Linked DNA regions of Mus musculus: region 2 is linked to region 1. The links are chromatin loops, found by intact Hi-C in ENCODE. Cell type or tissue: heart. All regions are shown on one strand. Links, peaks and the distances in the headings refer to the core of each region. The heading gives the core; the rest is flanking DNA. Region 1 has its middle 66 kb from the start of Gm11264. Region 2 holds the start of Gm11264 (predicted gene 11264).

Evidence for each region. Hi-C counts contacts between places; a loop is a spot of excess contacts. Peaks named below come from ENCODE experiments on the same cell type or tissue, not always from the same donor. Only the 100,000 strongest peaks of a DNase experiment are listed, where the experiment ranks them.
Region 2: it touches region 1 in a loop (2.5-fold over the local background); 3 of 42 quality-filtered maps call a loop at or near these places.

Annotation. Positions count from the first base shown.
Region 1 is chr4:82,123,994-82,139,461 of GRCm38, reverse strand. No RefSeq gene overlaps it. Among named protein-coding and RNA genes, the nearest start is that of Gm11264, 66 kb to the right of the region's middle. In heart, for the core only: no CTCF peak of the experiment used is centred there; a DNase peak (open chromatin) is centred at 6,401; H3K27ac peaks cover 2,858 bases.
Region 2 is chr4:82,058,792-82,074,259 of GRCm38, reverse strand. It overlaps Gm11264 (predicted gene 11264), which reads left to right and starts at 8,370. Exons shown (of 6, transcript NR_151604.1): 1 at 8,370-8,470. It overlaps Gm5860 (predicted gene 5860), which reads right to left and starts at 8,880. Exons shown (of 3, transcript NR_040659.1): 1 at 8,220-8,880. In heart, for the core only: no CTCF peak of the experiment used is centred there; DNase peaks (open chromatin) are centred at 6,029 and 8,299; H3K4me3 peaks cover 989 bases; H3K27ac peaks cover 4,124 bases.

The DNA.
Region 1 (15,468 bases), core at 2,908-10,907:
TTTTTAGGCGTACTCATCTGTGGCATTTCTGAGTCATATGGTAATCATGCGCTTTCATAATCCAGGACCCCACAGTTTGTACAACTTTATATTTGTGAAAGCAATGTACAAGAGTGCATGTCTGTAAATTGCCTTCCTCTGTTCCCCACTCCATCTTCATCTGTCTTCTCCCCCATCAAAGTTTGCTAAATACTAACCAGCCCACCTCTGGGGTTCAGGAACTTGGGTGCTACTGCCATTGAGTTCTATCCTACATCCCTGAAGATGATGGGCAAGGTGAACCTCACTGTTTGAGGAAATGGAGTCTCAATCTGCCTTGTAGACCTGAATATTTGAGGAGAAAGCAACCTATCCTTATGAGTGGGGAAGTAGAGATGAGGAACACAGCTTATATGCCACATTAGAAGGATCACAGGGAGTTGTGTTTATAGCCTGATTGTAACCATATGGTATCTCCAACTGCCTTTCCAACTCATTATTCTTTATATCTCTCTGTGTTCATCTTATTTCTGGTAATGTAACAACTACCTGAGATATTCAACTCATAAAGAGGAAAGATTTCATTCTAGCTCACTAGTTATGGCTTAATGATAGAGTGGTTGTGTAGCATGCATAAGACCTTGGGTTTACCAAATCATAGTGGAAGAATGTAGCAAATGGAAACTGTTTGTCTCAATCTTGGTAATAAAAAAAAAGAGAGAAGAAAGTGGGGTTCCATTATCACCTTCTAAGATACCCCCAATGACCTGACGATATTTCACTAAGTTCCATTTCTTAAAGGTTCTACCACCCCTGAAAAATATCTGTCCAGGGACAATCTTTTAATACACCGGCCTTTGAGCAATGTTTGGAATCCAAATCATAGCACTGTTTGTTTCCCTAACTAACAAAAAGGATTAACTATTTAAGAAAAAAAATTGAAAGTGTGGGCTGAAAGGAGATCTTTATATTGCTAATTACACTATTGTTGCATAAATATTTCAGCTTTAGACTAAAGTGATCTCCTCTTCCTCTTCTTCCTCTCCCTCCTCTTTTCCTCCTCCTCTTCTTTTTCTTCCTCTTCCTCCTCCTCTTTTTTAAAATCTAGAGCTAAGCTTAGCCGACACTTAACTCTAGCCTTCAAAATTTCTATCGTGGGCTTTTCTAATGTTAAAGCCAGCAGATACTGCTGATAGGTGCCATGGCTTCCCAAAATTAGAAAATTTTGAAAAAATGAAAAAAATTAATTTCCTCCAGTATGTATTTTAAAGATCTATAAAAGTCTCAGATAGAGATGAAAAGGAAAATAATATGCCCTTTTCTTCTTGCTCTTATTGGTATTGCCTTTCTTGGCAGTCTCTTATCTTGACTTGGCTAGCATGCCTGAACTTTCTTAACTACAAAAATGTTCATCTCCAAACTGCTTATTCATTCTGCAGGCTCTTTGCTTTAGTAGTTTTTCTCCCTAATGGTACTCTGAACTTATCTTACCTTCCCTGATCTGAGTGCAATGCCTTTTTCCTATGGCTCATCTGCTCTGTGCTCCCTTCTCCTAATTAGTGCTCTTTTTGGTTCTTTATGCCTTTTCTGTAACTTCAAGGTACTTTCAAGGTATTCAGAAATCTTGGACCCTAAACTAAGAGTTAATGGAGACCAGGAGCCAATCTACTGTTTCTTTTAAGGCTTCTAAAAACCTGTGGGGCTCATGTTGCAACGAGTTGTTCAGTTTTGTTAGGACCTTACGTAACCTTAAAACATTTACTATACCCTTCTTCAAGCAAAACTCTACACATAAGCACGTGGACACAATTGAAATGAAGTTAGATCGACAATAGGTAGTAGCTTTTGATCATATACGGTATCCTGGCAAGTGGTATCTATTTGTGTGTGTGTGTGCATTTTTCCTCACACTGAATATACTTGGTACCAAATGCAACTCGATGGCTGGACTGTAAGAAGCATATATCACATCTCTTCCTTGGAGTCAGAGCTCTTTGTCACTGAGGAAAAGGAATGTGATGCTTTTAATGTTAAGACAGGGCATATTTTCATCGCTCTATAAAGTCATGCTGTAAAGATACTCATGCATAGCAAACACACACTGTTTTTTAGTAACTGTCTGGGCATTGTCACAGGTATGGTGTTATAAAGATATTTAAGACATTGCTCTTGTTTTTAAGCATCTCTGGGAAAATTAGAATAAAATGTAGTGCTTCTCCAAATGGGGAAACCGGTTTCCTTGGGATCATATATTTCTGTCCCTATATTTTTCTGGAAGTTTCCTCTGACAGCCTCATCTATGAATTGCTCTGTGCAGCTTTTAGTTTGAAGAAGATAATTTATGGTCCTTTAAGTCCATTATTTCAAGGCTCAGTGAAAGCCAGACAGATTTGGGGGTTTGGGGCTTAGGCCTGTGGCGTCCCAGGCTTGTTAGACAGAGGATGTCCCAATTCCTGTTCATGCCTGTGGCCATCAGTCACCAGTCTTGTGTTGATACTGGCTGAGGTTCTTGGTCCGTGGCCTTGAGGAAAAACCCTAACTTGGTTAGCTTTATTTTCAGGGTAGGAGATGATCACAAAAGTGAAGAACTGTCACTTCGCAGGAGTAGAAGTGTCGAATTTCCTGTGATGGTGTCTAGAACACTTACTCTCTACCACCTATTGCTGAGGAAGCACGCCTGGCTCAGAACTTGGCTGCTGTGTCCTCTCCATGTTGGTCTCTGCTCTACGAAAGAAGCTCCCATGGAAAATCCTCCAAAGACGGGCTGAGATTTTGCAGAAAAGCTGACCCAAGGTTTGAGTTCATTTTTTGAGTTTTAGAATGAAGCAGTGTCCATGAAGGGCTGAGGTCTTTCTAACTGTGCTGCTTAAATCAGAACCTCCTGCATGCCCGAAGCAGGACCATTACTTGCCCCTTCATCTAAGAGGCTGACTTTAAAAACAAAGAGATTTATCTTATGTATACAAGTGTGTTTGGCTTACATGTACGTCTGTGCACCACAAAGGCCTACATGCACTCACTCTACCTTGCTAAATCTTAACAATGGATGATCAGATTTGATATAACTTTTAAATTATGTGAAAAAGCAATCCCTCATGAAAACAGAATCCTCACCTGAAACTCTGCTGGTCACCTCTCCCTTTCTGTTTCATGACTCCTAGGGCCACCCAGGTGAGGAACACAGTTCTATACAGTGTTCTATAGGGACACTGAAGTGCTAGAGAAAACAACTGGAATATTTGATTGCTTGTGATGGATCATAGAAAGGACCCTGACCCACTCGACATTGTTTTTCCTCTCTGTTAGAGATTTTCTGTCTATGTTTTGGAAAGCCCAGGACCTCATACCAAAGTGATCCATTTCTGCTCAGTTCTTTCCATATTTCCCCTAAAGAGCTGCATTTGAGGTGGATGAAGGCAATGATGATTGCTTTGGGGAAGCAGCCCTCAGATGATAAGCATTCATATTATTCCTGAGTTTATTTCTAAGTCCTTTAGTTGGGACAGTATCTCTGTGGGCTTCTCAATCCTGTTGTCTAGGCATGCTTCCTGCAGATTTTGTATGCACACATCTATGGTCCTTTGTAACACAACTCCCTAAAACTTCCATTTGTATCTGTCTCTTGGGAAGCCTTCCTGCACTTTTGTAAGACTGATCTTCCTCCAAGATTTGTCTCCATTATCTCTGCAACATATACAACTGAACTGCACAACAACAGAGCTGATGACAATTAGTTTTTAACCTATGAAAATGCCAGTGCTTCAGGTTTCAAATCAGTATGTCCTGAACCCTGATGTCATTTGCTAGAATAAAGCTCCAAATGTTACATGGGACCATCCAATGTGGCTACTAGAACCTCCAAGAAATTGTGGCAGTGGTGGGCTCTTCACAGTTTTTGAACTATCTTTACCGATATGAACAGTAGACATGCTTCTTTGTATGTTTTAGGTCCACCCAACAGATGCAAATGTAAGTACACATTAAGTTCAGGTGTATACACATAAACACACACACACACACACACACACACACACACACACACAAAGTGCTAAGTCCCTTAGTATTGAGGAGCAAGGGTTGAGAGAAATGATTTTTAAACTACCTTATAATTTGAAAGACATTCTTTCACAAATATGCTAGTTCATAAATACCCTTGTTACATCTCTGCCGTTCTTTTTATTCATCTCTTTGCTTCTTTAGCCATTTCTGCAGCTACACAGTAAACAGCTGAAGACTGAAAAGTTGATCCACCTGAAGGGGATCCTTTGTTGTCTTATACAGGACCCATCTTCCACTCTGTTTCCCGTTCAGTGGTGAGAATAAAAAGTGCCTGGTAACACCTCTACCATTCAGTGTGAATCAAAGCTTCTAGCAGCTTCATGTCCAGTAATTTGTCCAGTGATGTTTAGGAAGAAAACTAGGGTGTTGTGAATTAGTCTTCCTTTTGCATTCTTTCTCAGGGCCTCTTCAATATACTGAAGAAGTAGGTTGACAGTTTGCCTTCGTGTCCTTTCAGTCACATTGACTGCATAGGATGCATGCAGATAGCATCCAAGCCATCATGCCTATAAAGCAATAGGATGAACTATCAGATAATCTGGGAAGAGCCATTTGATCACAGCCTGAGCTTTGCTCTCTACTACCCCTTTCCTGCAACAGAAACAGCTTGGTGAGGAAGAATACTAGACTCAGAGCCACACGGTCTCCATCTGGGTTATAACCTCTCTGTTTACTGGCAGGAGAAAGCTTGAACAAGCCACCATACAACCTAAATGTCAGTTCTCCACTGACTGTAAAGACACTAAGACCTGTCATGTGCTGGTTACTTGTCTAATGGATCTCAGTGACTCTTTATTGAACCCTATGGATCTATGGATTTATGGACTCAGATTGTCTTTGACCTACTTAGAAGAAACCTTGAACTCCTTCCTGATCCTGCTGCCACTGCTTGCCCAGTGCTGGGGTCACAACTATGAGTCGTGACACTTGGTTTTATTTGGTACTGAAGATCAAATTGATGTCTTCACACATGATGGCAAGCACTGTATCAACTGAATTACATTCTCAGGCCTAGATCTATGGTAGATACTCTTATTATCCTCATAGCATAGGTAAAGAAACTGAGATACAGATAACAGAGCTACACACAGTCATGATGCTACAAGTGCAGGAGGCAGTGACTAGAATTATCAGCTTTGTCATCACATTTTGTCTGATGATTCAAAACAGAACAGACTTCCCATAGAGGAACAGACTCTGGACAAATTCTAGGAGGGTGAATAAAGGGGGTCACCTTCAAACTTCAATTCCCTCGGCTTATTACCACCTGTCTGCCTTCACTTGTAGCATCATGTTTCTCTTTACCTGTCTCAAGAAATGAAATAATCCCAAAAGGGGAGCTAGATAAGAATATGGACTGCTTTCTGTGCTGTCACAGCAAAGGTGGCATCTGCTTCTAGCATTGCTCTGTCCTGCCCTCTGTACATAATGTCTATGGACAGTGGCCCTGGGCAGTGAGCTTCCCAGAGGCCTTTCTGTTCTCACCTCCCTTCCATGCTTATTTGTCCTTAGCTCTCTCTACCCTTACGGCTGACTGACTTTTCTCCTTACATTGCTGCAGGCTGCATTCTTAGCTCCCAATCTGGATACTTTCAAACTGTGGTAGATGAAATTTTATACTCCTCCTCCCAGACAGCTAACAACAACTACCTTTTGCAAACAGCACTGTAAAGCAGGGAAGCTCTGAAGGCAGAATGAGGGTCACGAGCATCTGTTGCTTCTCAGTTTTGTGCCCCGAGCCAAACAGTTGAAGTTCTCCGACTCTCAGTTTTCCCCTCTGGAAAAGAGGAATGATGCACACACTGAGCACTATGTTGGCAAATGGAAGACATTGAAATAGATTCTTAGCTTAGGGACCTCCAGTCTTTGAGAGGATAAACAAACCAGCTAAGACCTTACAACTAGTGAACGATGTTTCGTTATTATTATCATTACTATTTTTATCTTTAATTATTAGTTCAGTCAGGTTTTCTGAAACTGAAACAGTAGGGTAGTTTTGGACTTATGTAGACAAAGATGACTTTGAACTGATCCTCCTGCCTTTACCTCCCAAATGCTTAAATTGAAGGCATGCAAAATTCCTGGCTTGGATGCAGAGTTTAAATCTCCATCTATTGACTATATAGCTATGTCTATGTACAGAATACCAGTTGCCCTCTTTATGTTACAATACTTGTAGAATTTAAAGAAAATAGTATACGTAGGATCCAGCCAACTCTACTTTCTTTAGAAATTATTAGTTGAGTTTCATTTACCCCCTTTCCCAAGGCCCTGCAGTGTTGGGATGGAAAATCAGGTTGGCAGGCAAGATAGGGCAGCTATTTTTGGGTGAGTGAGCAATGCGGCAGAAGAGGAGAGCTGGAGCAAGTCTGTATCTCAAATCAAACTAGGCTGGCAGCTTTCAACTCCATCTATACATAGGCCTGCTGGCCTTGGTGGGTAGGTCTTTATTTAGAATCTCGTGTCCCATTTTGAACCTTGTAACTTGAGAAAGAATGTACAACTGAAGGGAAATGCAAAAAGATTAATGGATTAAATGATTTGTAAAAAAAAAAAAAAAAAAAAAAAAGAATAAAAAAAATTCTTATAGGAACGGGGACCACTTAGGTTAAAGAGAAGATGAGAGAGACCAAGTTTTGACTGTGCATTTGTGTGTGTGTGTGTGTGTGTGTGTGTGTGTGTGTGTGTGTGTGTGTGTGATATCGACTATGGCAGCATACTGTTTTTCTGAAGGTGAAAATTGGGCATGTAAACATCCAGGTTCTTCCAAAATCTAAACTCTCATGTGTCTTGGGAAATGAAGAACGGGAGACTTTGGATTGATCAGACCTTGCAGAACCACAAGCCTGTCATTCAAGTGGTGATTTTAGATGCTCTGGGAACATTGTGGACCTCAGCGTAGCTGGCACATCCAGCTGAGCAAGCATAATTACCCAAGCCATCTGTAAGGAAACACAGACAGACAGACACATACAGACATAGACACACTCACACACACATAAACTCATAGACAGACACATACACAGACATAGATGATACACACACCCACTCACAAACAGACACACACAGACATAGACACAGACAGGCAGACACGCACACATACACACAGTCATGGAAGCATCTCCTTATACTTCTCTTTCTGACATAGCAAAATTCTTTATTATACTCTTTATACATTAATAGCTATCTGGTCACTTACATTTCCTCAGAGTAGCACAATGCAAAGTCCTTGGCAGATTCCTTGCCTATGGCTTGCAAATTGCTTGGTGCAAATATGCCTCTTTAAATACTCAGATGCTGGTCAAGTTTTAGCTTAAATGATGGCCAGGCCTCACTTGAAAGGGAAAGGTTATACGCTGTAACATACTTCATGCCAGGATTGGTGTAGAAAGATCCTGTGTAAAATCCTTGATGTTATTCCATTTGGATACATGCCACAAAAAAATAACCTCAAGTAGGTCTGAAGAAGTGTCAATAAATCATCTATTTAACCTGACACTGCAATGTACCAATTTATTTCTTTATAAGCTTAAGTGCTCTTCAAAGCCAGGCAGTGTTAAAGTCCTAGTTTGAAATTTGTCCTTAGACAGACCTAGAGAATGACCAGGAGCTTGCTGAGAAGGGTGATTAGGCGATGGTACCTTAAATGTACTCCATCCAAACACTGAAGTAGAAAAGTAACAATAACAGACTAAAGACAATTGGTACCCAGATTTACTAGTTAGACACAGTTTGCCATTTAGTTTTACCTCTTTGTGCCTAGCAGAATTTTCCTCGTTATTTTGTCACTTGAACATTAAAAAACAATTGAACACATGGAGTGACCACCCCCCCCATATATTCTTCACATAAGAACTATGCATTAACATCATAATTGTTTATGCTGGATGTTAGCTGTAGGACTTTGGGAATGACTATCTCACATCTTTTCTTGTGTGAAATGACAATGACAACAGTGATACAAATGAGCATTCATTCCTTGTAATACTCTTATAGTCCAGAAATGAGGTAATGCAAGGCTAGCCAAAGTGTTAGGTCATGAACTAATGGTAGTTTTCTTACCTACACATAATTTGTTCATCGTGCACAATGTGTCTCTTTCCTCTCCATTTCAATGACTAGCTTTTATAGTCTTGCTTCTTTAAATTCATGTAACAGTTAAGAAATCCATCCTACCTCAATATGCAATATAAATTAAGCTTTGGGGGTACAATAGAGAAATTACTCAAAAGTTGCATACAGGAGAAAATACGATTTAAACATTATCCTAGAGAGTTTTAGGGGAAGACACAGTGATGGTGAGTGAGGTCAGATGCTCCAGGGCCCAGGCTGTAAACCTGTGGCATTAGCTTTCCTTCTGCTGCATCTTCGCTTCTGCTGTGAGTTCCAACCGAATCATCCCATCAGATGTTTGGTTTGTACCCTCTGAATTCAACAACAAAGTTGACTACAATCAATTGAGATAAAATGTACTGTGATTGTAGTTCTCCTTCCACAGTTGTGTAAACTAATGCTCACAGTGAGTTAGAAGCACTTCTTCTACTTCTTTGTCCAACACCTCTAAATTCTTCTTCTTGCTTTATCATACTTTATTCTGTACTGTGTTGAATGAAATTAGGTGGAGGAAGGGTGGAGGAAGTTATTTAGGCTGTTTTTTTTCTTTTTTTTTTTCTGAAACTAAGAGTGAACTTGTTAAAATTTTTGTCATCATTGACCCTAGCTGTGGGTTTTATACGTGTCCTTTTCTGATTTAGAATGTTCTTTTTCCTTCCAAGTTTTCTGGGTATTTATCTTGAACCGGCAGCAAATTCTTTCAAATGCTATTGATTGGTTTATCGAGTGATCACACAGCTTTTTCTTTACTCCTCTGTTCTTATTAAATGTTGCACCCATTGACTTTGGAATATTATCACTCTGAAAAGACCCCATTAGGGCACAACTTGTTTCTCTTCTTGTATGTATATGGCTAGGTATCCTATTATTTAGTTAGTAAATTTTGTCCTGCTTCCAGAGATCTGTATCATTGTCTTCTGGGAATGTCTTAATTGGCCTTTGGTATCAGTTTAATATTATAGAGCACAAAACAAGTCAGATGTATTCATGTAACTATGTTCTGAGTTTGTGTAAGATTGATATTATTTCTTCCTAAGATACTTTTTTATTGTGTATACAACGTAGTCCTGACTTGGTGATTTCTTTGTAGGCTTTAAAAACTTACTGATTCATTCCCTCACTATATATGTCTTTTTGAGTGTATGAACAAATATGTATTGTTTCCCCCTATGTTGTCTTGTGTGTCAGCTTTGGAATACTACTATGATCCTTAAGGGAAAAAAACATTAATGTAGGATATCAAACATATTGGCATTTTTTTTTTTTTGCTGTGTATACAATGCTAGGAGGTGGCTATGAGTAAGGCAAGCCAAGGCCCTGACCACATGGTTTGGGTTTTATCTACTATGCTAACATGTGATAGAAATCAGGACTAATGAATTTGACAAATATTTGTTGTTCTCCTACCGTGCACTAAAGGTTTTGCTATGCTATGGAAATGAAAATGATTAAGATGATATCTTTGGTTTCAAGGGTCCCATAGTCTAGTAAAGGAGATAGATTTACAGGTAATTGTTTTTTCAAAGATTGGAAGTGATAAGAGCTACCATATTGAATATCACAGAAAAGGAAGTGATTAATTACCCCTGAAAGTCCAGAGATCAGAGCAGGGTTTATAGAGAGGGCAATATTTACTTTTGGTCTAAGGAGAGATAAAGGAATTTCCCAGGTAGGAAGTGAGGGAGAGAAACAGGAGTTCATGAGGAGCCAAGGCATGGACGGCAGGCTGTGGACAAAGAGGAAGGACAGAGCCCTACTGTTGGAGCTCTGTGCAGAAGACAGGATGAAAAGGAATGTGGGGTCTGAGTTTGAGAAGTCTAACTACACATAACTGCTAGTTGCTATTTGGAAGTAGGAATGTAGGAAGCGGCACAATTGTGTCAAAAAGTGTATGTAGAAACAGATGCAGTATAATCATACGCACAGGTTTGTTAAATAAGCAGATTATTAAATATAAATCTAGCCCCAGTTTTTGGCAGCATAAAAAAAAAAAAAAACCAAGAGTATGTTGTATGTCTCTCCAATGATTTGTTTTGGTGGCACTGAGAATTGAACTTAGGGCTTCACATGTCCTTGGCAAGTGTTCAGCTGCTGAGCTACAATCCTAAACTGGGGTTCCTGTATTATGTCCAAGTTGGGTCACTGAATGTCACTTGCTCAGAGGTTAATCCCTAAACTGACAACTTTTCAGGAAGTATTATTGTCTCTCACCAAATGAAGCATAGATTTGTTTTAAAAAATAAATATCTTTGTAAACTAGAGAATGGGTAGGGTAAACTGATTATGCAGTCATAACTATGTTCTGCCAGGAATTCTCCTTTCCGAGACAGTTAGCCAAATTTACTGCTCTATTCTTAAGCAGAAAGAATTCACAATGAAAATAACAACAAAAAAAACTCAAGATTTCAAAATATAATTTTCAAAATGTGCAAAGGAGACTTTTTTTATAATTTCAAAACTTCTTGGTTTGCTTTGTTCATTTGCATTTTATTTTTAAAACAAATTCACTAGTATGCATATGTTTGTCCCCCTGGCCAGTATAAAATGGAATTGTGAGTGTGTGTGTGTGTGTGTGTGTGTGTGTGTTCATTGTTTTGGTACACTTGATGCTGACAGACTCTAACAAGATATCACTGGGACATGGTTGCAATGAGCCATTCTTTAAAAAACTAAGAAGCTGCCTGAGTTGATGAACACATTGAAGACCCACCCACTCCAGTGTGTCTTGTATCGATGGTAACTTTTAAATAACGAGCCAATTTCTTCATCTCTAGGGAAATAGAGTCCCAGGTATAGTACCTCGAACACCATACACCATTAAAATCTTTGTGCTAGATAAAAAGAAATTGAAATCTTTTCTTATATACTCTTTAAGGTACCCCAGACACTGCCATTGGTAAACATATTATTCAATTGTGACTTGGGGAACAATGAGATTCTTTTCACTTTATTTTTTCACAGGAAGAACAGTGCAATAATAATTTAGGCCTCTGAATTGAAAGGCAATCAACAAGTGAAGCAATGTCATTTCCAGGAAAAACATGGTTTAAGCAAATTAGCTTAATCCTTGTATTCACTTATGAAAGGATCAAAGTGTGACTCAATATCCTTCTAGAGAGGTGTCTCAGTTAGGGTTTCATTACTGTGAACAGACACCATGGCCAAGGCAACTCTTAGAACACACAACATCTAATTAGGGTTGTCTCACAGGTTCAGAAGTTCAGTCCATTATCAAGGCAGCTTCTAGGCAGGCATGGTGCAGGAGGATCTGGGAGTTCTACATCTTCATCTGAAGGCCATTAGGAGTAGACTAGCTTCCAGGCAGCTAGGTGGAGGGTCTTAAAGCCTATTCCCTTAGTGACACACTTCTTCCAACAAAACCATACCATTCTCAAGGCCAGACCTCCAAACAGTGCTACTCCCTGGGCCAAGCATATTCAAACCACCAGAAGAGGTGATATTGGTAATTCAAAAAAAAATCCTTGATGTTAATTATCTTTGGTTTTCTAATGTACACTGTGGATCTATCACATTCTTTTAAAATCAAATATATAAGTTATATAAGATATAACATATAATCTCTATAACAATCAGCACTGTGTGTGTGTGTGTGTGTGTGTGTGTGTGTGTGTGTGAGAGAGAGAGAGAGAGAGAGAGAGAGAGAGAGAGAGAGAGAGAGAGAGAAAGTATTGCGATTATTGCTTGATAGACTCTGGGTGACCAGACTAGTGTTCCACTCTGGAGATAGAGTTAGGTTTTTAAAACAAGAAGTTCTATTTTCCAGATCTGATTTATGAAAAGCTAGGTCCAGAAAGCACTTACATAGATTGTGTCTTGGATCCTTGCATAAAGTTTTTAAAGGAGGTAGGTCCTTGGCTCCCATAGGTGCTCCTATGTAGCAGAGGATTGCCTTATCTGGCATCAATGGGAATGGCTTGGTCCTGTGGAGGCTTGTTGCCCCAGCAAAGTGGGGTGCTAGGGGGTTGAGGCAGGAGTGGCTGGGTGGGTGGGGGAGCACCTTCTTAGAGGGAAAGGGGAGGGGTAGGGGTTGGTGGGTTCGTGGAGGGGAGACTGAGAAGGAGGACAACATTTGAAATGTAAATAAAATAATCAATAAAAAAGGAGGAATTATATGTCCCAGTGTATGCCATGGAACTGAGGTTCTAAAGACTCATCTACAGCTGGATTGCTGAGACTGAATTCAAAAGGTTCATATTTTCTATGTGAACTTGAGATGTACTACTCCTGCTTATGTGTAGGTAACCATGCATTTGTGACGTTAGTTGGAAGACAATGAAAGGACAGAGCCCAAAGGAGAACTGTGGGCTGCCTTGGGTGAACACGAGCAAACATCTTGATAAAATGCTGATTTCATGAGACTAAGTGGTGAGCACCAAGTCTCTAAGTGAATCTCAATTTCAGACTACCCTTGACTGAGAATCATAAGGTTTCCAGGCTGAATATTTGGGGAAATGTTTCCAGGCAAGGAATATATATGTATATGTATATGTATATGTATATGTATATGTATATGTATATGTATATGTATATGTAAGTACTTTAAAAGATATTTTTATTAATTTTTGGAGAATTTCATATAATGCAGTTTAAAAATTATTACTTTTAACTGTATGCATGTTTTGCCTACATGTATATCTGGACATCATATGTATGCTAGGTGCCTATGGAGGCTAGAAAAGGGGATCACAGTCTCTGGAACTGTAGTCATAGACAGTTGTGTGCTATGTGGATGCTGAAAATAGAACCTGGGTCCCTCAGAAGGGCAGCCAGTGCTCTTAACCACCAAGCCATCTCTCCAACTCTAAGCATATTGACTTTTGATGCAGGACAAGGGAATATAAATTAAGGACCATAGCTCAGTGGTAGAATATTTGCCTGACAATAGCAAGGCCTTGCGTTCCATTTATTTTATATCTATATCTATATCTATATCTATATCTATATCTATATCTATATCTATATCTATCTATATATATATATATATAGAGAGAGATATTTTTATTATACTTTTAAATTATATTCCCTCTTCTTGTGAAGATGTTTTGTAGCTCACTACTCTTCCTAAGAGCTCCTGTGATATAATTTGGACTAATACCAATGATATCCACAAATAGAAAGAGCCATTATGTGTAACATGATGGCAAAATGCAACAGAAAACGTTATAAGCATGTACTGAGCATGATATTAAAGGGAGTCTATGGTTATTTTGTAAACACTCAAAGTTCTATGAAACTTATAGTAGTCTTTAAATGTTGATTTCCACCTACATCTGTTGTCTTCATTTTCCTATCTGTGTTTATGGATCAATGTCCAAGCAAGTTTGTAAAGTCCTTAACATCACAACACATATTATAAAGGTAATGTAGGGCTTTGGAGTCACTTTAAGAGAGTTTCAGCTGTCTACAGATACTTCTGATGACTTTTCTGTTTGCTCCCTGTCTTTCCCCCCATCCCTCCTACTTCCTTACTTAATTGTCCCAAATTGTCCTACCTCCTCCTTTCTCTTTCCTTACTTTCTTCATTTCTGCCTTTCCTGACATTATCTCCTTCCCTCTTGAAGTCCAGCACTATCCTTTGTCATTTCTAGAATTCTCCTAATGCTTACTAATCCATAAAACTGCAGTTTTCACCCTGTGGGTTGCGACCCATCTGGCAAACCTCTTTTATCTAAAACCCTTACATTATTGTGGTGCTTTGAATATGCTATGCCCAGGCAGTAGCACTATTCGGAGATGTGGCTCTGTTGGAGGAATTGTGTCACTGTGAACATGGTCTTTGACATCCCTATCCTAGCTGCCTGAAAGATATAGTCTTCTCCTGTTTGCCTTCAGAACAAGATGTAGAACTCTTAGCTCCTCCTACACCATGCCTACCTGGAAGCTGCCACGCTCCCATCTTGATGATAGTGAATTGAACCTCTGAACCTGTAAGCCATCCCCAGTTAAATGTTATTCTTTTTAAGAGTTGCCTTGGTCATGGTGCCTCTTTACAACAATTGAAACCCTAACTAATACAAGTATAATTCATAACACTAGCAAAATAATGGTTATGAAGTAGCAATGAAAATAATTTTATGTTCAGGGATCACCACAACAGGATAAACTGTAATAAAGGATATCAGCATTAGGAGGGTTGAGAACCACTTTTTTTTTTTCATCCTCTCACCGTTAGGAAGCATCTGGCAGTGTTACCTGACAATTACTTTGCACTTCACCAGGGAGATCCATGCACATAAAACACAGCATTCTTGGTTATTCAGTTTTTTCTAGATGCTATAAAACCAATGCATAAGTCAGATCAATGGAAGTTATCTAAGCTATAGTACACTTTTGAGATGGGCATTAGAAGAATCTATTTCTGAATCTAGCAGGAAAGATGGCATCTAAGTAATGGAGAGAGCATTGTAGGATGTCACCTGCTTCCTCCTTTCAGTGAGTCAGGTCAGTGAAAAGGGTCAAGCAGACCAGAGTTCTAACAGCGTCCATGCTTTTGTTTTTGAATTACTCGCTGTGTAACCTGGGCTGATGACTAACATCATCCTTAGGATAAAACGCTGAAGTTAAATATGGAGATGAAGGAATACAAGGGAGATTTGTGAAACACTGATGGCACAAAGTGAAAAGTCAGGAGTTATATGATTATTAAGTCCTATAGGTAATTTTCCCTTCTATGGGGTTCATACCATACCCAATAATCCTGACACCTAGGCCAACTGCACTCATAGTATGGAATACTATTTCTGCAGGAGAGCTCCCCCAAGCATCAAATCCTTCATGTGCTCAGCAATACCACGCACTCTGCAACAGAGAGTACACCCTCCTCCTCCTCCTCTAGTGCCTAAGAGTTAACATTTCTGACTCTAGCATTAGTCCACAAAAAGATTTTCTTTAAGGGGCTACTTGAGATTCTGAACTTGCCAGAGTGTCTATGTGTTTCATGAAGAAAGAAGAGAGAGAGAGAGACAGAGAGAGAGAGAGAGAGAGAGAGAGACAGAGACAGAGACAGAGACAGACAGAGAGTCAGAGAGAACAAAGGGAGGAGGAAGGCAGGAATGAACACCACATCCTACTATACTAAAATTATTTGAACTGCCACAAAATTTCAAGAGTATCCCTGTATCACACGTATTTTACTCAGGCAATGCCTTAAATGCAAGAATGTAATGGTACCCTATGAGGGACTTTGGGGCAAAAAGGGCTCCAAGGGTTGCATATAAGCTCTCATATAAGTGACACCTGTGGATAAATCAGTTTGGAGAACTAATACTACATTGTTATGAGGACTTCTTCCCCAGT
Region 2 (15,468 bases), core at 5,039-13,038, 67 kb after region 1:
AGGAGGAATGGGGAAGAAATAGGAGAAACAGTAACAAGGATTTAGCATGTAATAAAAAAAAATCTATTTTCAATAAAATGAAAACCAAACAAACAAAGAAAAAAAGAAAAAGCAAACTTGTCTTTGGAAGTTTCCTATCTCTTTATGTTAAGTCAGAACATTAAAAAATACACTTTGTCTTTTTAATTTTTTTTTGTAACAGTACAGGTTCTTTGGTATAAGCTTCCCATTTTCTGCTTTTATTGGATCCCTGTGTATGTGAGTGGGTGTGTTTCAGTGCTTATATATGATTTTTGTGCTTTTTTGGGCTCATTTTCTCGTTAGGTTGTTTTGTTATATTCTGCTTTGCTTATTTATTTATTTATTTATTTATTTATTTATCTATCTATTTATTTATTTGTTTACTTATTTATTTATTTATTTTACTGTTATCCCTTAGTTGCCTTAGTTTCCAGGGTGTGGATCTGGATGGGAGGAAAGGTTGGTTGGATCTGGGAGGATTTGGGGGAGGGGAAACTGTAATCAGGATATAGTGTATGAAAAATCTATTTTCAATAAAAGATAAAAAGGCATATAGATGTCATGTGATTTTAAAAACTGCTTTTATCCTCAAATGCTTCCTAAGTCAGACAGATCTTACTGCAATTGTAGCTCTGGGCATAACACTCTCCGCAAAAAGCATTTCTCACTGAGAAATAAACTTAGGTACACACAGGCTACTTTCTGTCATAGGGTATCTTTGGAGGTTGCCTATGTAAACAAGATCTGAAGTTTCATTAAAAAAAAAAAAAAAAGGCCGAGGGAGACAACTCATTGGCGGACTTCTGGCATCCAGAGCAATCTTTGCAATGATGTTTATAGTGTGGCAAACTTGGAAGACAGAAATCACATCTCTCTCCTGAGTGACAGGCAGGTTGTCATATAATCAGGCATGTCAAAAGTCATGTTCATTCCACAGCAAAGAGCCATTATCCCTACAGCCTATTATCATAGACATGGCTTCTCCAAGCACAGGATTCTCTTCTACAGTATAATGACTGAATGCCTGTGTGTTGGTCTTATGACAGTTTGGGACAAGAATATCTTTAACAAATATATTGCTCTGCCAAGCTCCAAATAATAAAATTGTATTCACCCACCCAGTATTCATATCTTCTGTTGACTTCCATGAAAGCATGGAAGGCTAACTGGTTACTTTGCAAGAGCATCAAAGTCTACAAACAAATGATATTACAACAACTACTACTTTCCCTTGAGTGAAACTTGAAGTACTACATCCTGCATAAGGAGACTACCATAATGTTCTTACCCATTGTAAAACCATCATGCCACAGAAATCTGTGTGAATATAACTGATGAGTGAAAGGTGTCAAAGTGGTTAGAGGCCAAATGCATAGGTTTTCCCTTTGCTTTTCCAGACTGTAGTTCAATCCAGGGCAAACAGTTAGAGGCAGTGCCCATTCGTCTAGGCTCCTCTGCTTCAGATGTACAAATTAGGATGTTAAGAATTCAGGTAGGACTGGAAAGATCTAAAAAAATTTTCTGATTTCTAGACATATATCAATTATCAACAAGATATAGATTGCACATGTATGTGACAAGATGCTGGTTAACCAAGCCAGAGCCATTCCAAGCTTCTGAAAATGAGAAAGGTGTGCCTATGGCTTAGTTTCAAGATCCATTAGGTCCTGGAACATTCCAGGGGGGCATGCCATTATGGAGTAAAGACATTCCCAAGGAAAGATAAATGGAGCACGGGGCAGCAGTAAAATCATGAGATTTAAATTAAGAGTGAAATGTAAAGCTACAGGAAATTAGCTTACATCCAGCACTGTGATACCGTCTGGCAGCATCTTTGTGCCATGCTTGAAGAACACTTAGCATCTCCCTCAGCATGAAAACTTCTTGCCATCATCTGCATAAGCAGTGGTATGTCTATGCTATACCTGTAAAGATTTGGACTGTGAATGGCATTTTTTATTTCATTGTCAGTATTTTTGTTTATTTCAGACAATGAGTGCAGCTTGACTCTTCTGATTGTTCCAGTAAATCCAAGTAGAGATGCAAGAGGCCACACAGGTTGACAGAGGAAAATGAAGGTTAGCAGAAAGGGAAATGAACTCTTAAGACTGAGGACAATTTTCCTCGAAAATGGAAGAACATTTGTTTGGGGACAGCTATATTAGATTTAGGATTATGACTGTCATTTTTACAATATTGCCAGTTAGAATCACTCTGAAGAGTTTCTCTCACAGGACAGAACAATTGAAAGATTCTCTCCTTCTCTCCAGATCTGTGATCTTCACCTCCACAGAGAAGGTTGCCTCAGTTGGAGACAAATAAAGGACTCTAATTAGGGCTCTTGGGAGGCACAGCAATTGTTTGAGACTGTTACTCAACCCCATGAACTCATTAACAAGCGTCTTTCTGTTTGCATAGGCAGAGAAAGAGCGGCAAGTTCATTTTGGCCAAGCAAGCATGGGCCTGAGAGAATTCATACTTTATAGGGGAGGATTATTATTTCAGAGAGGAATCCAGGCAACAAACAGACACGGGTAGCTGGTAAAAAACAGAAGGAACAAGAGAGGAGGAAGCAGAGAAGGGAAAGAAACTGGGATTGAAGAAGAGGCCCAACATGAAGTACAGTCTTTAGAAAGGAGGAACAAAGAAAGCCTCCCGAAGGCCTGGGCGTGGCATTAGAATGGAGCAACACTGGCTATTTCTAATCTCTGTGACACTTTGTTTCAAGATTCAAATTCAAGAAGGGAGAACTGGTCACCTAAGTGTGAAAAACGTTCTTGTTGGTCAAGAGGACATGGAGATTTGAGAGTCCCACCAGGCCTTATTCAATAAGCTACTTCCTCAATGGGATATCACAGTTACTAATGTGAGAGAGGAGTTCTGTGCTCATGAAAACAATAGCTTGCTATGTCTAAACGGGAGATACCAACCATCCCAGGAGGTTTGGATCATTTTGTATATTTGTTGCTTCCTTCATAGAGCTGAGCACTGTTAGGGTCCCTAACTTGACTTAACCTACAATATCCTTGCAATACCAAAAATGGATCCACAAAGAGCTAATATTATAGTATAAATAGTTAAATCAGCTACCATTAAAAAAAAAAAAACAACCCTCTCCATTATTGAAATTAAAGAAAAAAAAAACCTACGCATGTGCATTTGAGTGTGCGTGTGTGTATGTGTGTGCGTGTGTGTGTGTGTGTGTTTGTGTGTGTGTACTAACACCATGCTTTTCTCAGTGTAGGCTATAAATGCATGGGTTAGGTTAGACAGCTTCACATAGCTGTAGCATGAACTCTCCCAAATATTCTAAGAATGTGAGGTATGTATTTCTTAGACTGACATGTGACTCTGGACTTTTACTTGGAAAGTTTGATATATGTACACACTGAGCAATGATTGCATTAAGCTCAGTGACCATGTCCACCACTTCAGATACTGATTATTTTTTATCATGAGTACATGCAAAATCCATTCTCTCAGCATCAAAATAGGCAAGGTCCTATTGAATATGGTTCCCATGATACGCCATAGAGCATCCTGAATAATAAAATTTTGCAAGCTTTGTCTTATCTCTTTTCCCCACTGCCTCATTCCTGGCATCTGTCAACTGTCATTCTACAAGTTTGATTTCAATGCTTTTGTAAATTCAACATTTTTAGCTTTTACAAGTAGGTCTTCCTATGCCTGCTTTTGCACTTAGTACCACCCCTTGGGTTAACCCATGTTTCCACAAACATTTTTTCTTCTTTGGAAGAGAATTCTATTCTATTGTGTGAATATGCCATAATCTTTTTCTTCATTCACCCATGGAAGGCACTTAAAATTGCTTCAGAATCTTTGTTACTGTGGATAATCCTGCAGAGTGCAGCTATCTCTTCAACAGATTTAGGTTTCATTGGATAAAACTCTCCAAGGTAGGATATCTGGACCACATGGCAGTTATAATTTCAGCTTATTGATGATTCACCATTGCACGTTCTATCCTGGATACCCTTGCACTCCTATCAGCATCAGCGTTCCCTCTCTTCCATAAGCACACCAACATTTGCAAGTGTGTTGGGGCACATTATACTGTGATTGCATTTTCTTGATGATTCCTGATACTGGATAGTTTTTCATGTGCCTTTTGAGCAGCTTGACTCATGAGGCATATCTGTTCAAGTCTTTTCTTTGTTTTCCCCACTGGGCTGTTTTTCTCCTAACATTGAGTCAAGTTCTGCCTATATTCTGATGTTATTAGTCCTTTATCAAATGTATGGCTTGCAAACAATTTCTCCCATCTTGGTCTGCCAATTTGCTGTGCTCTGAGTTTCCTTTGTGAACAAGCTTTGTAGTTTGCTAGAGCCCCGTTAATTTTTTTTTCATTTTCTGCTAGTATCTGTGGTCTTATATTCACAAACTCATGCACATAGAGTATTATGGTTTCTTATATTTCCAGTATCATCATAGTTTCAGCCTTATGTTTATGTCTTTATCCATGTTTGTTGACTTGTACATGTAATGAGAAACAAGAATCCAATTTTATTTACTTTTTGTGCATACCTTTTATCAACACTGCTCATTAAAGAGGCTTTTTTTCCTTCATTGTGTGTCTTGGGCCTTTGTCAAACATCAGTAAACTATGAATGTGCAGGTTATTTCTGTGCTCTGTCACCTGCTACATTTGTCATTTTGTCTGCTGAGGGTAGTATTATGTTGTTTTGACTCCTACGGTTTTGTAATATATTCTAAAGGCAGATGACACAATGCTTACAGTTTTATATTGGTTGTTTGTATTCTTTTTAGGCTCTAAATAGAGTCTAAGATTGTTCCTATTGTTTCTGGGGGAAATATCACTGGAATTTCAATGGCATTGTACTGAATGTGCACATAACTTTGGGTAGCACAGATATTGTACAAGTATTAATTCAAATTCAAAGTGGGAATACCTACGCACTTTTGTCTTCTTCAACTTCTTTCAATAGTATCTTATAGTTTTCAGCATAAAAATCTATCAGGGCCTCCAATAACTTTATTCCTAGGTATTTTATGATTTTACTTCACTTTACTGAATTTTATTTCGTTTGTATGTGTAATATATGTATACAGTTTTGAGTGTGTGCACCTGTGCATATGCATGCTCAGGTTACACGTTAATGTCAATGTCTTCATAGGTTGCTATGAAGATTATGAAGATTATGAAGATTTAGGTTGCACTTAAATCTTCTTTTTGAGGAGTTTTACACATGATCTTGTAGCTCATCAATTTAGCTAGGCTAATTGGCCAGTTTGCTCTATGGATATTCCAGTCTCTTTCTCTGCAGTGTTGAGAGTAAAGATGTGTGTTAATGTGTGGCAGCACCCAGCTTTTCTCACTTGGGTTCTGAGAATTTGAATTGCAGTCTTTATACTTGTAGGCCATACAGTTCGCCCACTGAGTCATATCTTCACCTCTCTTGTTTAATCATTTTAATGCCATTTGAGATGGTGGCAGTGCCACTGATTGTCACATTTACTTTAGGTGCTACAAGCTTACTGAGTGAGGTTGTCAGTTCTTACCGTGTTTAGAACACTCTAGAGTTATGTTTCTGACCATGTCATCAGCGAGCAATATTATTTCTCCCTCTCCTGTTTATATGTTATTTATTTTTCTTAAATACTCTGACTAAGGCTCATAGACATTTTATTTAGCATAAGAGTTCATAAACTTCAAGCAATGACATTTAATTTTTCTTGTAACCCACATTTTATAAGCATTAGAACTCTATCATCTATCTATCTATCTATCTATCATCTATCTATCTATCTATCTATCTATCTATCTATCTATCTATCTATCTATCTATCCATTTTCATCACTGAAGCTAGGAAAAACCAGTTGGATATAGTAAAACCAATATAGCAAACAGAAATGCTTCAAATGGCCAGAGAAGCTTGTCACCACCTGTCCTGCCATGGCTGTCTGTGATAGGAAACAGGCACAATGGCACATCAATGCTTGGTTTTCTGGATATTGCCAAGACACTCATAGAGGTCACTATGCTGCTGTCAGAGTTAAAGCTGCAGGGCTAAGCAAACTTCAGCGTATTAGAAAGCAGCAACAGACGGCCTTATCTGGTATCAATGGGAGGAGAGGCCCTTGGTCCAACGAAGGCTCAATGCCCCAGTATAGAGGAATCCCAGGGCAGTGAGGTGGGAGTGGGTGGACAGGGGAGCACTCTCATAGAAGCAGGGGGAGGGGGATGGGATGGGGGATTTGTGGAGGAAAAACTGGGAAAGGGGATAACATTTGAAATGCAAATAAATAAAATATCTAATAAAAAAAGAATTGATTAAAGAGAAAGCAGCAACAGAGAAACGCTTCACTTCTTAGTCCCCTCTTGGTAGCAAGCACTCCTTCAGGATACAAGACCCTCAGCGCTCACAATAACCACTTAAGCAAATGGAGCCATGAGAAGGGATTCTGTGACCGAAGAACTGACTTTCCATGTTTATTTCATCTTAATTATTTTAAATTTAAAACACTTATACTTGATTCAGATTTTAGGAAATATTTAAGTACTTTTGGCACAACTTGTGTATGTGAATCTATTTTTTTTCAACTGCAAGTCTTGACAAAGCTAAATATAAAGTGAGTATTTCTTATGAAAGTGCACTGTCTCAGTGTGTAAAATCCACATTGGCTTTTAGAGACTTAGTAGGAAAGAAAATAAATGTAAAATATTCCATTAACATAGATTTGGTGACTAGGTCTTGAAATGATAATATTTTGGATACATCAGATTAAAGAAAATGTGTTATTATAATTAATTTCCCCAGCTTCTTCTCTGCCTTTTGGAAGTGTGGCTACTTGCAAGTCTAAATTACAGACATGGCTTGCATTACATTTCTGTTGGACAGCATGAATTGGGAGGTCTTTTGAAAATCTCGGCCATGTCACTGAATTGTTAAAATACTCCAAGACAGTAGCCCCTGCCTCCAACCCCCTTTGTAGGAAGGGTAATGGAGTGAATTTTTAAAAAAGTTTTAGCAAACTAGAGAGATGGTTCAGTGGTTAAGAGCACTGATTGCTCTTCCAGAGGTCCTGAGTTCAATTCCCAGCAACCACATGGTGACACACAACCATCTGTAATAGGATCAGATGCCCTCTTCCGGTGTGTCTGAAGACAGCTACAGTGTACTCACATACATAAAATAAATAAAATCTTAAAAAAAATAGTTTTAGCCTTTGAGGAATTATGGAGCGAATGAGGTGAAGCCAGGAAGGAGTACAGGCCAGGTTGGGAAGGCTCTCTTCCCCTCTCCTCTTGGCTGTGTAACTCTGTGCAGCTTTCTCTCAAAGAGGTGGAGAGCTGGCATGCTTTGTCTCTTGAGGCTTCATAACAAAGTTTATAATCAACGATTAAAACTCAATTTATAATCAACGATAGAGAGAACAAGAATACCTTCTCTCCAAATGGCAGCTAGTGGAGTACTGCAGTTTGTAAAAGGAATGAGCAACAAACCCATTTATGTGAACAAAGGGAGTTATAACAATGAAGGCTAAGATGTACTGGTAAAGGAGAGAGAGAGAGAGAGAGAGAGAGAGAGAGAGAGAGAGAGAGAGAGAGAGAGAGAGAGAGAGAGAGAGAGAGAGAAATTAGATCTCCCAAAGGGCTCTGAGTATGATTAGCAGAAGCAAGAGTTATCTAACAGGACTAACGCAGGCTTAGGAATTCTCAGAATTGCATCCACCCTATTAATACTATTTCATATACGGACATCACAAAGAATGAAAATCTTCCCCCTCCAAGCACATTTTTGATGTTATTAATCTCAAATCAGCCAGTTCCCCGTCTTCTCCTTATGTCCCCATCTTCTTCCTTCTCTCCCCGTCTTCTCCGCGCAGTGGGGCACAGAGTCACCAAGCCTTTCTTCATCCCTGCATCATCAAAAGCAAAGCATGGCTAGAGTAGATGCAAGTGAACCATCCGCATTGGCACGCTCTCCTGTGAGGGAAAGACTCACAGAGAGCAAGACGGGCAGTTAGCACATCATTTCGTCCACAGAGATAGGTGCCAGCTGCATGTCTTGAAAAGCTCAGCTATCTGCTCTGTGACTTGGTCTGCCTTTGCCTCTTTCAGATTCAAGCACTTGGGGTTGGCGGCGCTCAGTACTTCAGTAGTGCCTAGGACAAAAACAAAGAGAACAAAAATTGTGCCCGGAGGACAGCATACCCGCTTTTCCCAGGGGAATCCTGAAACCACTTCCTCGGATGTATTTTCTGTGTCATCGCAGGAGACAGGGGAGAAGGTATCCCTGCCAAAGCCACATGATGGGCATTCTGTGGCCCAGCTTTCTGGCTCTCCCCAAGTCCTACCTTCCCCATTCTGACCTTCCACTGTGCAGAGAACAGACCTGCCAGAGAGCCTTGCTATTTTTACTTCACTGCGAGGGGATCTCAGGTTACAAATTATATACGGATGAGGTAAGTTCCAGGTAGGCAGACTCATGTTTCCAATTTAGCTTGGCACTGATTTTGAACATTAAACAGTCCCGCCCCAGCCCTCCCTGTTTCCACTCTCCTCCCTTCTTTGGCATCTCATTTCATCCCCGCTTCTTAGGGTCACTTTCTTTTCCTGCTGTGTCCCTCAGCTTTCAGGCTGCGTGAGGGCAGGTGAGGGCTACCAGGGAGAGTTAAGTTCTGGACAGATAAGATTGACTCCTACTTCCGATTACTGAGCTGTAGCAGCAGTGCACCCACCTTCTTTTGCTATGGTGGATATTTGTAGTAAAGTTTAGAAGTTTTCCATCATTTTCCTTCGTGCAGTCACAGTTAAGCCCCGAGACAGCTTGAAGAGGTTGGGATTGCTGTAATTATCTACGGGTTGCAGAATGAAAAAAAAAAAAAAAAAAGCCAGACTCAGAGAAAGCTAGTGTTTTGACTGGAGTACATAGGCAAGATAAAGAGCAGAAATAAAAAGCAGGAATAAGACCCTTCTGGGCGGTCGACCTCCTTTAAAACCCCGGGTCTCTTGAAGAAGAACACAACTTTCCTCCTCTCTAAATTTCCCTTTCCTTCCATTATTCTTCAGTCTCAACTCGGTTGGACTTCAGTTGAAGTCTCCTTAAGTCTCCTCAAAGTTACTTGCAAGACAAACACAGTGGGTCTTTCCTGCATTCCTTCTGATGAATGTAAAATGTTGATGTGAATTTAATTAGAATGGAAGTTTTCGGAATGGGAGCCACTAAATTTAGGCTAAAATAAACAAGGGTTATTAAGAGTCAGAACTCAAATGCTTGTTAATTTTGCTCCTAATGCTAAAGGTATCCATTAAATGGTATGCTCATCTTCAGGGAGTTTATAGTATAATATGTACGGAAAATTTTAAAAATAAAACAACATTATTCCCAACCAGAATCTTGCAATGAAGGAGAAAACTTGAATTGCTCCTAGGGAAAGAAATAGCTTTAATTTAAAAAGAATACAGCTTTGAATTTTGGGACATCGTGCATACTTGTTAGAGATGTAGACATTTGCACATATCCATGAACCCAGTGTAGTGTTTAACCCTTCTCTTGGCTTATTGGGGTACCTGTTTAAGACTCCTTGACTGTAGTATTGGAGTCCCTTTAGAGGTGGGTGTAGTTTCTTGTTCATGAGCTTCTTCATTCTCTTACATGTGTAGTATAGACAGTTCACAATATAATAAAGTGAGCATGGAATGAGGCAGGGTCTGAGCAATTTTTTTCAGTGTATCTGTGTCCCTGTTTCCTCATTTATAAATTTGGAATGACAAGTAAGGCTACATTAAAAGTCTATGGACAGCATTGCATGGTTAATCTCTAAAAAGCACTTAGAATGACTTTAGTAAATAATGTTTGATAAAGACAGACAGGGAAAGCTACAAAACCTGTGACTTGGAACAGAGATCCACCTCCAAGATAGACTGATGCAGTAGTGACTCAAATGGCATGAGAGGAACCAATAACTTTTTAAATTGTGGGAGAATTGAGGGGAGGGGAAAAGAGGAAACATGATCAGATATGGGGGGCAGGAGAGAAGCCCTGAGAGTCAGCAGAATGAATGGAAATATGCAATCTCTGGAGGTGGGAAGTGGGGAGACCCTCTAGAAAGTATCAGAGACTTAGTATGTGAGACTATCAGGACTCAAAGGGAGGGACCTTAGATGAAATGCTCTACAGTGGGAGAGGGACTATATAGAGTCCATCTCCAGTAGAAAGACAGGGCATCAAGTGGAGAGATGAGGATGTCATCAGACAGTCAAAAACTCTGACCCAGAACTGTCCCTGTCTAAAAGAACTGTAGGGACAAAAATGGAGAAGAAACTGAGGGAAAGGTGGTCCAGTGACAAGCTCAATTTGGGATCTATCTCAAGGGGAAACTCTAGCTCTGACACTATTACTGATGCTATGGTGTGCTTACAGACAAGAGCCTAGCATGGCAGTCCTCTGAGAGGCCCAACAAGCAGCTGACTGAAACAGGCACAGATGCCTAAGCCAACTGAAGCCAGGGACTCCTGTGGTTGAATTAGGGAAAGGCTTGAAGAAGCTGAGGAAGATGACCCCATAGGAAGACCAGCAGTCTCAACTAACCTGGACCCCTGAGATCTCTCAGACACTGAGCCACCAGCCAGGCAGCATACACAAGCTGGTCCGAGATGCATATGCAGCAGAGGTCTGCAGTTGCAGGATTTTCCTTGTCCAATCACATCAGGGCAATGGGAGGCCTGTGATTGGACAAGAAAAAGGAAGGTGGATTTAAGAGTTGCAGAGTCAGGGAGTATCTCAGGGTAGGAGAAGAAGGAAGATGGCTGATGATGTGAACCTGCGTGGTGTTTTCGAGCCACAAGTAATTATGATTTCACAAGGTTAGAACTACTGGGATAGAGCTTTTATTATTATCAATTGCTCTGAAATTATTGTATTTACATTTTGTAAACTGTGATATTATTGATACATAAATCTGACTGGTTAATTAAGCTTTGGGAGTCTCGATTCTACCTGGTAATTGGGTATTAAGATGGCTGACAGTGGGGTGTGTGGTTGTCGTTTCACATGGATGAAGCAATGATTTCATAGACATGAGAGAGCTCCAGTGGTATTTATCATCTCTGGTCTCCTTTCTAGCATAGATCAGGCAATGTTTGGGGAAGGGAGTAGGTTCTGTGTTGGAGAACAGCAGAGAATGTGATGAAACCCCATGAGATTAGCAAGGTAAGTAGTGCCAATGGGAGAGACATTCACAAGCTACTGAATTCCTCGGACTATGTCGCCCCTCTCCTTTCCTCTGAATCACTTGCAATCCTGGAAGGGAATTTTAGGTGTGATAACCTCAGTTTGTCCTCTCGTTGTGCTGGGTCCTGGCATATATCATTGTTGATGACAGCCTCTTCCAGACTGACTCATTGATTCCTTGGAAAAAGAAGGAATGGGAGGGGTGCCTGCTAATCCATTCATTCAATTGTTTTTCCGTACGATAGAAAAGCAAAACATGTCTTCTAATCTGAGTGTTTTAGTATTGAGATCATCTTATTATCTTTTTTTTTTTTTTGGTGCATTTTCTTAATGCATTGAGGTATAACTTATGTAGAATAATTAGTCCCATTTTAAACAACAGTTTGATGATTCTGGCAATTATATATAGCCATGTAACCAATATCACTGTCAAGTTCTCTTATATTTTCAGAATGGCCTCTGTTACCCCACATCCCTGAAGTTGGTCACCTCTGTGAGGTACTATCTTTAGTCTTCCTGAGTTCAGCTGATGTCCTACAGTATGGTGCTTTGGAGAATTATCCCTGTTCATTGCTTTTTATAGCTGGATATTTTGCAGAGTTGATGACCATACAGTTTCTTTACATAGCAGACTATGTAAAGATGCCTGTATGCTTCAAGGGCTGCTATTAGTAATGCTGCCCTCATAAGCCTTCCAGCACATGAGTCATTTTGAAATACATGTTTATTTAATTTAAATCACTATCAACAAAATGGGTAATGGGGTAAGCATGTATTCACCATCATAATTGTCTGGTTGTTTTCCCAATTACTTCACCACTGGTCAGTGAAACCAGCAAGGTATGCCAGTACCACTAGCTCTGCCGTTACCTTATTTTCCTAACATTTACTGATGCTCCATACTCCACAGCTGGTCATCTGTTTGCCAGGTGCTCGTCTATCTTGTTTGATGAAAGTTGATTAAATGTTTTGCTTACAAATCACTTCTTAGAGTTGCATTCTTACTAAACTATGTATACTGTATTCTAGACACAAAGGTTCTACCTAATACAAGCTTTGCATTTTCTGCCAGTCTGTCTCTGTGTCACTCTTCTCCATTATTGTATATGCAATTCATTTATTGTATTTTTCTTTTTTCTTTTTGCTTTTGTATCTGCATTCTTTCTGATCTGCTTAGGATAACAGTTATTTCATTTACAAAGATGTTTTTGCTAACTTTGCAGCTTGAGATCTCATTTTCAACTCATATTTTCTATAGTATACTTTAGTTTTGTTTCTGTTTTGTATATATCTTATTTAATTTTTTCTCATGAGAAAAAAATTATCACCATGTTTTTTAAAAAATATTCATTTTTGGTTGAATCATCTTGGGAAATCTTTGATTTAAAAAAAATGTAGTCGATGGTGTGTTTGATCTTACTCCTGAGTCTTGCACATTGGTCTGTGGGTCTGTACTTAGTGTAGCTTTTTAATAAGTCCTAGAGAAAGATTTAGTAAGTATCCCAACTTGTTCCATTTTTTCAACAGTATTTTTCCTGTACTATTTTATTTTAATTTCTGAACACAATTCAAGACCAGCTTATCAACTTCCTTCATAAAGTTTAGGGTAATTGGTGTGTTTAGTCTATTAAAATGTAATGTGATTATCAATGTCCTTGAGTTTGAGCCTGCCTTTTTATTGTTCAGTTTCTATTAATCTATTTTATTATCTTCCCATAGTCCCTCTTTCCAGATCTTTGGAGATTTTTGAATACTTTCTTGGCATTTAATTTATTGTTTTTGGCTGTTTTGAGTGTTTGGATGTTAGTGTCCTGGTTGTGATATCTTAGTTTAGCCATTCAAGATATTTCCATTGGGCTGGAGAGATGGCTCAGCCGTTAAAGGCTAGGCTCACAACCAAAAATATAAGATATTTCCATTGGGGGAAAATCATCACAAAACAAAACCTTTAAAAGACACTATTAAAAATAAATGATAGAAAATAGATTACAGGAAAACATCTATAAAATGTGTGTCTGGCAAAGAAATTATAATATAAGATTTATATTAAAAATAAAGCATCAAAACTCCTACATTTTAGGAAAAGACAAATGACCTAATATGGAGTTGGCAAATTATTTGGACAGACAGTTCCCAAAGTGCATATGTGAATGGCCAAAAGACATGGAAATATATTGAATACCACTGTATTAGTCAGGGTTCTTTAGAGGAACAGACTTACTACAATAACACATATTAAAAGAGAGTTTATTAGGTTGGCTTATGTGATACTGTCTGGAAAGTCCAACAATGACTGCTTCACACCAGATCGACCAAGCACTCTAGTTGCTCACTCCATAAGCCGAATGCTTTAAGAGTCTCAATATGGAATTAAGGGTATTGAAGATTCCTGTAGAGCTGCTAATTTTCAATCCAGATTGGAAACCTAAAACTGAGTACAATTATCCATGGAAGAATGCAGCCATGGCAACAGCAGATTAGATGACCTTGCCAACAAAAGTGAAAGGAAGCAGGCAAAAACAAAACTTTCTTCTTCCATCTTATATCCAGACTCCCACTGGAAGGGGCTGATCACATTCAGGATGGATCTTCCCACATAAAATATTCTGGTTAAGAAAACCCCTCATAGGAGTACCCAGTGGCTTGTCTTTTTAGTTGGTTGCAGATCGAGGCCAGTTGACCAACAAGATTAATCATCAAGGAAGGAGACTAGAAAGTCAACATCACAGTAAAGCACCATCACCATTGTTTACCCAGTAAAGCTAAGCTAAAGAGATTGACAAGGTTGAAGCATGGCAAGGGTATAGAATAACCATAATTATGACCACAATTGATGAGAATGTAACATGATGCATCCACCTAAGAAAAAGCAATGGTTAGTTATTATAAACTAAAGAAACAACTAACTGGTATTCTAAAATGCCTCAATCAAGTCTTCTCAAGATAAGTAAAAATATGTATCTATAAAATGTACAAATCTTTTTGGAAGAACATGTTTCATAATGGCCAGAAACAGACATGCCTCAGTAGACCACGAAGAGAGTGGCTAAACAAACTGAGGTTATCCACTCCTCAGGATACTGATCATCAATGACAAGGAACAAGTCATACACAGCAGGGATGAATCTCAGAATCATGCCAAGCTAAAGCATTGTCATTGTAAGATTCCACTCACGATGTTCCAGAACAGCCAATACACACTTGTGGTAGAAAAATCACAATTGTGGTTGCCAATGTAGTGGGTGCAAGGTGAGAAGAAACTGGGGAATGGCATAATGAACTTTCAATAGAGATGATCTCTGTCCAGGTGGGGATTTGAACTACACAGGTGTCTAGTGGCACTTGAAGGTCTTATTGTGGTTCATGATTCCAGAAAGTTAACATCCATAAGGCAGGGAAGACTTGGCATGGTGGCTGGTCCAGGTTGTGTCTGTGCTTTCACATATAGGATTTCCAAGGAATTTGGAAGGGGAGAGATTATTATTTTATTTATGAATTGAAAGATAAAAGGATATTGAATTAGTATTAAGAGGCTGACTGATCACATTTTCACTCATGCACAGGAAGTAGAGGGAGTGAGCAAGGAGTAGGATGAGACTATAAACTCTGAAAGCCTTCCTTCAGTGGCTTATTTTCCTCCAGCAAGGCAGTACCTTCCAAAGGCTCCATAATCTTCCAAGCAGCACCACCAACTGGGAAACGAGAATTCAACTACAGGAGCCCATGGAGGACATTTCTCATTCAAACTGCCACAAAAGTTATAGGCAAAGTCTTTCCTCAAAAATATAAAGAATTGTTAACATAATTTAGTTAAATTAATATTTTATGATATAAGAAATATCTGCTAATCTCTGATTACTGTTAATAATATCCTCAATTTTTTTAATGCATTTGAAGCAACTATAAAACATTAGTGGCCTGTGGCAACAGGCATTCATTTTGTGGTCCTTAATTGACTCTAAGCTTCAGATTCAAGATGCCTCTTTTTAAAAAAATTCTTAGACGTACGCTTTTCTTAGGGATATCAGGGACATTTGAGTGTAAGGGGAGTCATGTAACTCATCCCTCAAAGCATTGTCTGTATCATGTCTTCTAACATCCCTTTGGTGACAATAATTCACACGGTAGAAGTCAGAATTAAGAGGGAGGAAAGTGCTTGATGATAAGGCAATGTGTGGGTGACTAACTACTGGGGTGACACATGAAGAACGATGTCCAGGATGGGGC